Regions from separate parts of the Homo sapiens genome. Here regions 1 and 3 are each linked to region 2. Evidence: chromatin contacts called from ENCODE Hi-C data. All regions are on one chromosome and are shown on one strand. Each heading gives the region's core, a stretch centred on a gene start or an enhancer-like site at or near the end of the contact. The rest is flanking DNA. Distances are from core to core; before and after follow the strand shown.

Region 1 (3,104 bases), core at 443-2,942, 1.2 Mb after region 2:
TGCAACATATCTTAGGTCCTATCTATCTCTGTTTGAGAGCCTGGGTACCACCATAAACAAAAAGAACCCTTTTTCTAAAAATGGAGCGTAGATCTTTAAACAGTCTCAATTCCTCAATGTCACAAAACATCCTGGGTCCTTAATCATTTCTCTGTACCACTAGATGTGAACTGAGGAATCTGGTCCACACCTCCTTTTTGCCTATTGGAAACAAAAAGGTAAAACAACTTCTTCAAGGTCATAAACATCTCAAATAAAAAAGGAGAAATGAATTTTCTGGCCCTTCCTCGGTACTAAACTACTGTAATACTTTCAAGAATATCCAGTCCTGAATCTGTATTAAACAAGCAAATCCAGAAGGCCTCATCAAGTACAAGGTATTTTTTTTAAAACCCTGTAAATCCAATTTAATCACATACGCACTTCTCTGACATCCAAGTGTTTGTGTGTAATCTGCACAAATTCCATTGATATTTTGTACTTGATCCAAAACTATGGAAATGTCAATGTTTCACTAATTTTTAAACAAAAATTCACTCTTCATTATTTCACCTACAATGGAATATTAACTAGCAACGCATTTAAATATTTCCTAGGAAGAAAATCTGTCCAAGTCTGCCAATAAACCATAGGGAAATACACAGGTATGTAGAAACGTCTGGATTTTCATAATTACACGGGAGATTATTGGGCAAAAAACTAAAATGAAAGGTCAGGTTACAAATGAGACTAAAGCGAGGGAGAGAAAGGACAGAAGAAAAAATAAAGAGACACGGTGGGCAGCAGGCCTCTGGAGAGGAGGGTAGCACTGCTAAGCGCGAGGGCTACAAATCACTTACTCGAGCTGGCCAATGGGGATAACCTTTCATCTTGGCGAAGATGAGGTCTCCAGGTTTGAAATCGCGAGTCATGTTTCGGGGGCGAGACCGGGGGTCCGAAGCCCGGGAGGCGGCGAGGAGATGCGGCGGCGCGGGGATGCGGGCGGCGGACGCGGGCCCAGCTACCGGGCCCGCGGGCGGGGGAGGATGCCTCGGGGCGTCCCGACGCGCCTGCTAGGGAGAGCACCGAGGGCGGTTAAAGCGAAGAACCCCGAAGGGAGGGGCCGCAAGGGGAGGGGGAGGGGAACCGGCGGGTGGGGGTGGGAGAGCGAGGGGACGGCCGCCTCCCGCTCCTCCCCCGCCAGTGCGCTGCCTCCGCGCTGGAGCAGGTCCTCCACCCCGCCACCGAAGAGACGCCACCACCTGAAGCAGGGATGCTGCCCGGCCAGAAATCGCCCGTCTGCCCGCCCCATCTTTCTCCGGGCTTTTTCCACCGAGCTTAAGCCCCAAAAGGGAGGGGGTGCATGGGAGAGAAAAAGGCAGGGATTCCGAGAAGCGAGCGGCCCCCTTCCGCCCACGCAAGGCCTCCCCCGCAACCTGCTGCCCAGCGGCTGCAGCCTCGGCCCCCTCGGCTCCCGGGCGGGCCGCGTCCACTTCCCCGCTACAGCCAGGAGCGACGCCACCGAGGGGGGGGCGGGGCGAGTCCCCGTCGCCCGCTCACCTGCCGGGGCCGCGGGCGCCGACGCTGCGGTTGCTGGCCGGTCGCCTCTACCCGCGTCCACGCAAGCCACCTGCGCCACCAGCTGCCGCAGAGGCGTCTCAACGGCTCGGAATCGCAACCGCGCCGCCGCTGCCGCCGCCGTAGCTGCGCTGCTCCCGCGCGGCTCCCGCTCGGCGCCCGCTAGCACTGGGGCGCGACCAACTGTTTACCGAGAGAGGGGGGATGTTGCAGCACCCGGCGAAGCTGTGTGGCTCCGAAGCGGATTTTCTGGAAACCCTACGTCCCCAAGTTCGCTTTCATGTAACAGGTGCATGCAGATGGAGAGGAAGACGCAAGCGAAGAAGAAAGGACTGGGCGAAAATAGCTCGGCCTGCCGCAAGTTCCCCCTGCGGTTTGCGGAGTGGTCGGGCCCGGCCCGCCCCTGCTGGCTTCTCTGCGTGTGTGTATTTGTATGTGTACTGTATGTAAAAGGCGGGGAGGGAGGAAATGATTGTTGTGGACGCGGTTTTGGGGGCGGGTATCCGGGCCTCTCTCCCTTGGCTGCGTGTTAGGGAGAAAGTGGCAGTAAAGATTCATGTTCTTGTATCGTTTCCAGGGTGGGGAGGTTTGAATGCTGCTTTTGCGCGGTTTGCATCATCCAAAAAAGAGGAGCTGTACGAAAACCCTAAGATGAAATTGGAGCATGCGGCGGTTGCAGGGTGTGCTGCATCTAGGCCTCTTGCACCTCGCTGAATGGGCCTCGTAGTCTCCTTTTCCTTGAAATTGTAGTATGAGAGAGCCCTATTTCATTTCTTTTGCATTTGCATCACCAAGAACTATTAAGAAAAATGCAACCCTACTGAATGCAAAATGCGAAGGGTAGAAAACAATGACAGGAAAACAGAAACCTTTTAGATAGGATGTGAGTTTGGGCCCTAACTAAATTTTAGCTGCATCTAAATTTTATTTCCCTAGTAGAATAGGAGCTGGTAGGTGGTACAATGTGTAAGTGTTACTAAACCTCAAATATTTTCTCTCTTAAAATGCTCTTCAAGGGATTTTAAAGGTTAATTTTTTGATCCTTTAGAGAGGCTGAAAATATTTTTAAAAAGAATGTTAAGACATATAAAAATAAGAATAATAAGACATATATTAGCACCTAGATAATACTGTTTTAAATACGGGACTCAACTGGAAATGAATTAGGAAATTTTTTTTGAATTGGTAAAAATTGAGAATTTTTTGAAAGCGATACAGCATGTCTTTAAAAAGGAATGAAAGAAGACAGTCCCAAAGTAAAATGTCCTGTAAGGAGTTTCGAGAAACTAAGTATACCTGGGCAATATGCAGAGAGTTCCAAGTGGAGCAAAAAGAGAAATTGGCAGAGGAGAAGGAAGGGTTGGTGAAATGTCTTGAAGCTTCTCATTCTGAATATGAATTTAATGTGTGTAGTAGGAAGCTACTATAGGTTGCTCAGCAAGAAGGGGGTAAAAATGATTATTTAACCAGTTCTTGATGTTTCAAGGTAGATGTTAGTAGAAAGAGGCTGGGGGTAACTGGAGTACTCATGAAATGACGCATTTCTC
Region 2 (3,073 bases), core at 430-2,929:
CTCCTCCTCCTCCTCCTGCAGCCCCGCTGGCTGGCTCCCAATCCCCACCCCCCGGGGCCCGGGGCGCCGGCGGAAAGCGTCTCCCTACCCGCCCGGGTGCAGGCGGGGCGGGGCCGCGGCGCGCCCGGGGCTGCGGGGCGGGCCGGCGGGCGCGCGCGCGCCGCTGCAGCCCTCCAGAGGCTGCGGGCCCTGAGCCGCTCGGCGCCCGCGCCGGCTCCCCACCGCGGCGCTGCCCCGCCCCCACCCCGTCGCCCGTGCAGGCTCCGAGTGAATGAACTTGATTCCAGGGATTTTGAAGAAGGCGGTTCGCCTTGCACCCTTTCTGCACCCCCCGCCCACATACACACACCGCCCCCCAAATCCAGTTTTCTGCTTGGGGTGGATGGGGACGAGGGGGAAGCAAAGGCCTCCCAGACAATGGAGGGAGGAAAAGTGAGCGCCTGGGGCTCCGAGTCTACCTAGCTGGGGGATCCGGGGGGCGCTGGGGCTACCGGGTCCTCGCGGGCCCATCCCCAGGGCGGGGCCGCCCCGCTTCCACGGGTACTGCTGGGGCGTTTCGAGGCTCGCCCCCGATTCCCCGGTCCTCTTTCCACCGCTTCCCAGCTCGTGATCTGTCCCCTCAACTTTAGCCCCTCTCACTCCCTCTGGTTTCTGTCCACCGTCCCCTCTTCCCTCCCCCAGCGGACCTGGAGGAACCAGTGACTTTTTCCTTCACCAAGTGGGAGTTATCCACATCAAGCATTTCACAACGACACATCAAGAAAAGTAGGCAGGTTCAAGTCAACCATGAAATGGTCACTTTTTAACCCCGTCCTGTCCTCATTAGGGAAATGCTCAAACACAGTCCGTTTTCAAAGAGCGCTCTTAATGAGGCGAGCTTGCCAAGTTTACCAGCTGCAGCCCCCGTAAACCCAGAGCCCAAAGAAGAAAGGCGCTGGGGGGTGGGGAGTTCGGGAGGCCGGGGACGGGGGCTGCTGGGACTAGGAAGACAGGTAAAGTCGGGGAGATCGCGCGGACCCCTGCGAGTTAACCCTTTCGGCCACACGCCCTGGGAGCGGCCTCCCTGCGGTCCCCGCCCCTGCCCCGGCAAATCCTGGAGTCAGCGTTCTGACAACGTTAATTTCCTTTGTGCGGGTCATTTCTTCTTTTTGAAAAGCTGGGATAAAGTTGGCAGTCTTTATGGATGAAAGAAATGAGGTGACAGGGTTAATCCAAGTAAATACTCATTTCTCTCAGAAATTTTAGGCAACCTCATCTTAGATTAAACACACACAGACACACACACACAGAGAAACCACCAGCACGAAAGCATCACTTTGTATTGCACATTACACTGCATCCCCTTTCTCACCCTCACCAGATTCTGAGGGGAGGGGGTGGGGAAGCTCTACTGATAATACCAGCTTTAACTACTGCAGTTTCCCTTTGAACAAATATTCAATTTAACTGGAGTTAATTTACCATAAAAGACATTCCCCTTGGCAGGAATGCACTAATATCCTTGAACACACCTCTTTGAATGCCTGGACTCTCATAGAAGCCATTATTTCGGGGTCTCTTTAAAAATCGAGCGCCCATCTCTCCTTCTCTCCCTCCCTCCCTTCTTCCCTCCCTCCTCACCACACCACCCCCAGTGAAATCCTGGCACCCAGAGAGCACTCCTTTCAGCCTGAGAGCCCAGAACCAGCCGTTGTCCCCTGGCAAAAAGAGGCCCAGGGCTGAGCCCTGGGCAAGTGTCTCCCGACATCGCTACCCCTCCTCCCTTTATTAGTTTCCCTTTCCCAACAGAAACCATTTCCTTCTGCCACCAAAACTAGGTTGCATCCAAAAGTTTTTCACAAGCTTAAAAAAGAAAAACGAAAAATTGACAAGTATTACACAGAAGAGCCCACAAAAGCTTCAGCAACACCAAGGGCGAAGAAGCAGCGTCAGATCCAGGTAAGACCCCAGAGAAGTGAAGACGTCTGGGGCCTCCCAGGCCCATCACTTAGGGGTTCAAATCTCTTTCAATTGCCCCACGTTTGAGGGTGCTTATGGCTGGTTGCACTTTGATGACCATAGAGGATGCTTGATAGTTTTTGGTTTTGATTTGTTTCCCAGAAAAAGGAAAATGAGATAGGAGTATGGTGAGGCGAGGAAAACCAAAAAGGAATGAAGAGTGAGCAACAGAGACTTCCTGAAAAAGAAGGTTTATGGGGGTGCTCAGTTTCTATGGCTTTGACTGTCTTCTCAGGCCTTGCAGCCATGTGGAGAATGGCTGACACCCCCCAAAACACTTCTTCTTGTCCAGCCAATGCCAAGGTCATTGCAGGCCTTCCCTGGAAGAACTCTAGGGAGTTGTTTGGAAAGAGGGACTGGTGGATTTCGGTGCATGGGATGCCTGGCTTCTCTTAACACAACACTTGTCCACCACCTTTGGTTTGAAAATCTCAATCTTTTAAATCCCAGGTAGAAGGAGGAACTGAGAAAGTGCCTGCATTGTATTCACTTTCCATTTTTTCTAGCACGTCTGTGTCGTGGTATTAAGAGTGGAAATATCTCTGAAAAGCTTCTGATAGTATCAAAATGGGCCAAACACTTCTTAAACTTTGGTACTTACCAATCCTAAACTCTTCATCTCTCCCTCCCACACTGAGAGGGTTAAAAGCACTGGTGTGACAGGCCACTTTCATTCACCCCAAAACCTGGCTGAGGAGGCAGAAAGAAGTGAATGATTCTCTCAGCAACAGGAAACTCTGTTATTTCAGTATTCTTAAAGATCTCCTCCCTAGATCTCCTTGCTGCCTTATAAGGGAAAAAAAAAAGTTTCCTTTCTAACTAACAGAAAGTTTATTGATTTCTAAATAGAATGCCAGTGCTTCAGCTCACTGGATTTTTCAAAACCCAGTTGTATATTTGAAATAAGCAACGCTACCACATTTGAGCCTTTCACTACGGATCTCCAGAGAGGAGCTTGACATCTCAAGTATCTAATATTGTTTTTCTTTTAACCTTTTCCTTCCTAAAGAAATTGCAGCGACAGGTTGCAAATCCTGGGCAGTTTCATGAAAGATTTCTTGGAACTTAACAAAGC
Region 3 (2,768 bases), core at 174-2,673, 1.1 Mb after region 2:
CCTTAGGGTGGGCTGCCTCCATGCGCAGTGCCCTCCTTACCCTTGGGAAGTGAGCACAGCGCAATATGTATGAAGTTGTATGCGTGCCCATCTGAGGCTTTCTTCCCTTTTCCGATAGAGTCCCCCTGAAAGGTCATACTCCCCGATTTTGTCTCTTAATGCATATGCCCAGGAAGTTGCTTCTCCCTGTCACCTGCATTCAACGAGCACTTTAGTGCAACAGGTGTGGGCCATCAGGAAATGGCCTCTCCCTGGCACCGGCTGCCAATTTATCACTTTTAGAGGCAATGTGATAAATGCCTAAGCATCACCCCACATTCCTAGTGGGTGAGGGAAGAGCCCTCTCCTGCCCTGCTCATGCCTAACTACCTGTAACAAACCTTGTAAACATTAAGCCAGCCACCAAAAGACCATATAATTCCGTTTATATTAAATGTCCAGATTAGTTAAATCTAGAGAGACAAAGTAGGTTCTTGGTTGGCTAGGGCTGGAGGAGTTGGGAGGATCAGGGGTGATAGCTAAAAAGTACAAGTTTCTTCTTTCGAGTGGTAAAAATGCTCTCAAATAGTGGTGATGGTTGCCCAAGCCTGTGAATATACCAAAAATCACTGAACACTTCAAATGGGTGAATTATATGGCATGTGATTACAGTCTAATAAATAAATAGTATGTCCTGCTGTATCCTTCAGGGCCTCTGAGAAATGGAGAGAGCTCCATCTGAAGCCAGACTGAGTTCCGATCCTGCTTCTATTTTCCCCGCAGGTAAATCCTTCCTCAACAGCAACACGGGGTGATACGCCCTATCCGGAAAGGTTGTTGTAATTTTTAAAAACATTAAAAACATACATTAGGGTTAATCATGTAGCGTGTGATACACAGACGCTCTGAAACACTACTGCACACGCACACCAACATGGGGCCTCTGCGGAGCTTGTGAAAGAACCAGATCTGGAGGGCTGGTCGTGTCCCTGGTCTCGGCCCTCGCCCTCCTTGTTTCTTAGGCTCTAAAGCAATCAGGCAGCAGAGCAGTCCTTGAACCCCAGTCAAGAAAAAGCCCTGCACCCCTTAGTCCGAAAGCCGCAAGGAACGGGGCCTAAGCGCCTGGCGAGGCCGCCCTACCGGGCAGAGACAGTTGCTACGTAACTCGGGGACCAGAAACCCAGCCCCACCCGCTGCGGTTAACCGACAGCCGCAACGGTTCCCGCACCGCCCGGGTCGGAGAACAATGCTGCGCCCTGCACGTAGAGCCTCGCGGTGCCGCGCCCTGGGGCGGGCCTGCCCATGGCCTGCCGGGAAATGTAGTTTCTGATGCCCTGCCCGCGCCGCCTCGCCGCTCGCCGGCCGGGCGCCCCAAGCAACTACAACTTCCATCACGCTCTGCGAGGCCTTGATCTGCAGGCTTTTGCAGGGGAAGGAGTGGGGCGAACATGGCTGAAGGAAGCCGAGGTGGCCCTACGTGTAGCGGGGTGGGTGGCAGGCAGGACCCAGTCTCCGGCAGTGGCGGCTGCAACTTTCCAGAGTATGAGCTTCCCGAGCTAAATACGCGCGCTTTCCATGTGGGCGCCTTTGGGGAGCTGTGGCGGGGCCGTCTGCGCGGGGCCGGGGACTTGTCGCTGAGGGAGCCGCCGGCATCCGCTCTGCCTGGGAGCCAGGCAGCTGACTCCGACCGGGAGGATGCCGCGGTGGCCAGGGATCTGGACTGCAGCCTGGAGGCGGCGGCTGAGCTGAGGGCGGTGTGCGGGTGAGTGCGGAGCAAAGGGGCTCTTGCAGCTTGGGGTCAAACAGGGTGCAGCCTTGCTCGTGCGCTCCTCTGGGACTCATCCCTGAGAAGGGCCTGTGGTTTAGACCTGGGCTAGGAGTATTACCCTTTAAAGCTTTCAACCCGCTGGAGCCTTCCTGGGACACCAGGAGAAGTCCTGGGACCCGAATGCACAGTTTCTACGAGTTGGAGCAAAGGGACAAGACAGCTGCATCAAAGACTAGTTTTTCCATTTGCTTATTCTAAGAGTGCTTGTTAATAAAGAAAAGCAATCAGGGCAACAGCGACGTGTACCTGCCATTGACAGACACTTTGACAATGGAGGAACCTGAGTAATGGTGAAGCTGCGGGAGACTTCATCAGAGGAGTGTTAAAACCCCGACTAACTGGTTTCTTTTGGGGACCTTCCGGGTATTCTGTTACTGAAATATTTCTTAAAAGTGCCTTATTTGGGGATGAAAATATAAAAATAACTTTAATCTCTTTCTCCATTTAACAGTACTGGCTGCCTTCATCGGCCTTTTCATTATAAAATATAATCACAGAAATCGTTGTCTTAAGTTCTGGCCTCTCTGAGCCGCCTGCTGGATTTTATCTGACTTCGTAATTCAGTAATGTATTTAGGAAAACAACCCTAACTCGCTGTGAACCAGATGCAGAGTCGACCTTAAAGTATTGCTTTTCCTTTTTGTTTTAGCCTTGATAAACTGAAATGCCTTGAGGACGGTGAGGATCCAGAAGTCATTCCGGAGAATACTGACCTGGTGACTTTGGGGTATGGAGGACTTGGTTTTTATGACCTATTTATTTAAACATTTTTTCAACATTATGTTTTGAAAAGTTGAAAGTGCAGTATTGATTGTTGTCTGTATACCCACCCCTTAAATTCAGCTGTTCTTAATATTTGACCATATTTACTTTAGCCGTGTGTATGGGATGCCTGCTGTGTGTTTTTTCATTTTGCTATCCCCCATTCAGTAAGTTAGACATGATAATTTACCCGTAAATA

The links. Hi-C counts contacts between places; a loop is a spot of excess contacts on that map. Pooled maps may share reads with other maps.
Region 1: a map with no recorded cell type shows a loop between it and region 2 (6-fold over the local background). The contact joins the promoter of PSIP1 here to the promoter of NFIB-AS1 in region 2. A Hi-C loop is called at or near these places in 3 of 37 single-sample maps with no recorded cell type and 8 of 50 pooled maps.
Region 3: a loop to region 2 is called in a pooled map, with 15 times the contacts of the local background. The contact joins the promoter of SNAPC3 here to the promoter of NFIB-AS1 in region 2. A Hi-C loop is called at or near these places in 1 of 168 maps with a recorded cell type or tissue (OCI-LY7), 5 of 37 single-sample maps with no recorded cell type and 14 of 50 pooled maps.

What each region holds. Positions count from the first base shown.
Region 1 is chr9:15,509,278-15,512,381 of GRCh38, forward strand. It overlaps PSIP1 (PC4 and SRSF1 interacting protein 1), which reads right to left and starts at 1,693. Exons shown (of 16, transcript NM_033222.5): 1 at 1,540-1,693; 2 at 840-1,052. The coding sequence starts at 911. RefSeq lists enhancers at 806-1,759, 1,760-2,712 and silencers at 819-1,018, 1,119-1,168, 1,299-1,358, 1,369-1,578, 1,599-1,678.
Region 2 is chr9:14,315,408-14,318,480 of GRCh38, forward strand. NFIB-AS1 (NFIB antisense RNA 1) reads left to right here and starts at 1,680. Exons shown (of 2, transcript NR_186536.1): 1 at 1,680-1,938. It also overlaps a transcript of NFIB not described here.
Region 3 is chr9:15,421,453-15,424,220 of GRCh38, forward strand. SNAPC3 (small nuclear RNA activating complex polypeptide 3) reads left to right here and starts at 1,424. Exons shown (of 9, transcript NM_001039697.2): 1 at 1,424-1,741; 2 at 2,457-2,534. The coding sequence starts at 1,428. RefSeq lists a silencer at 1,151-1,440 and an enhancer at 1,781-1,900.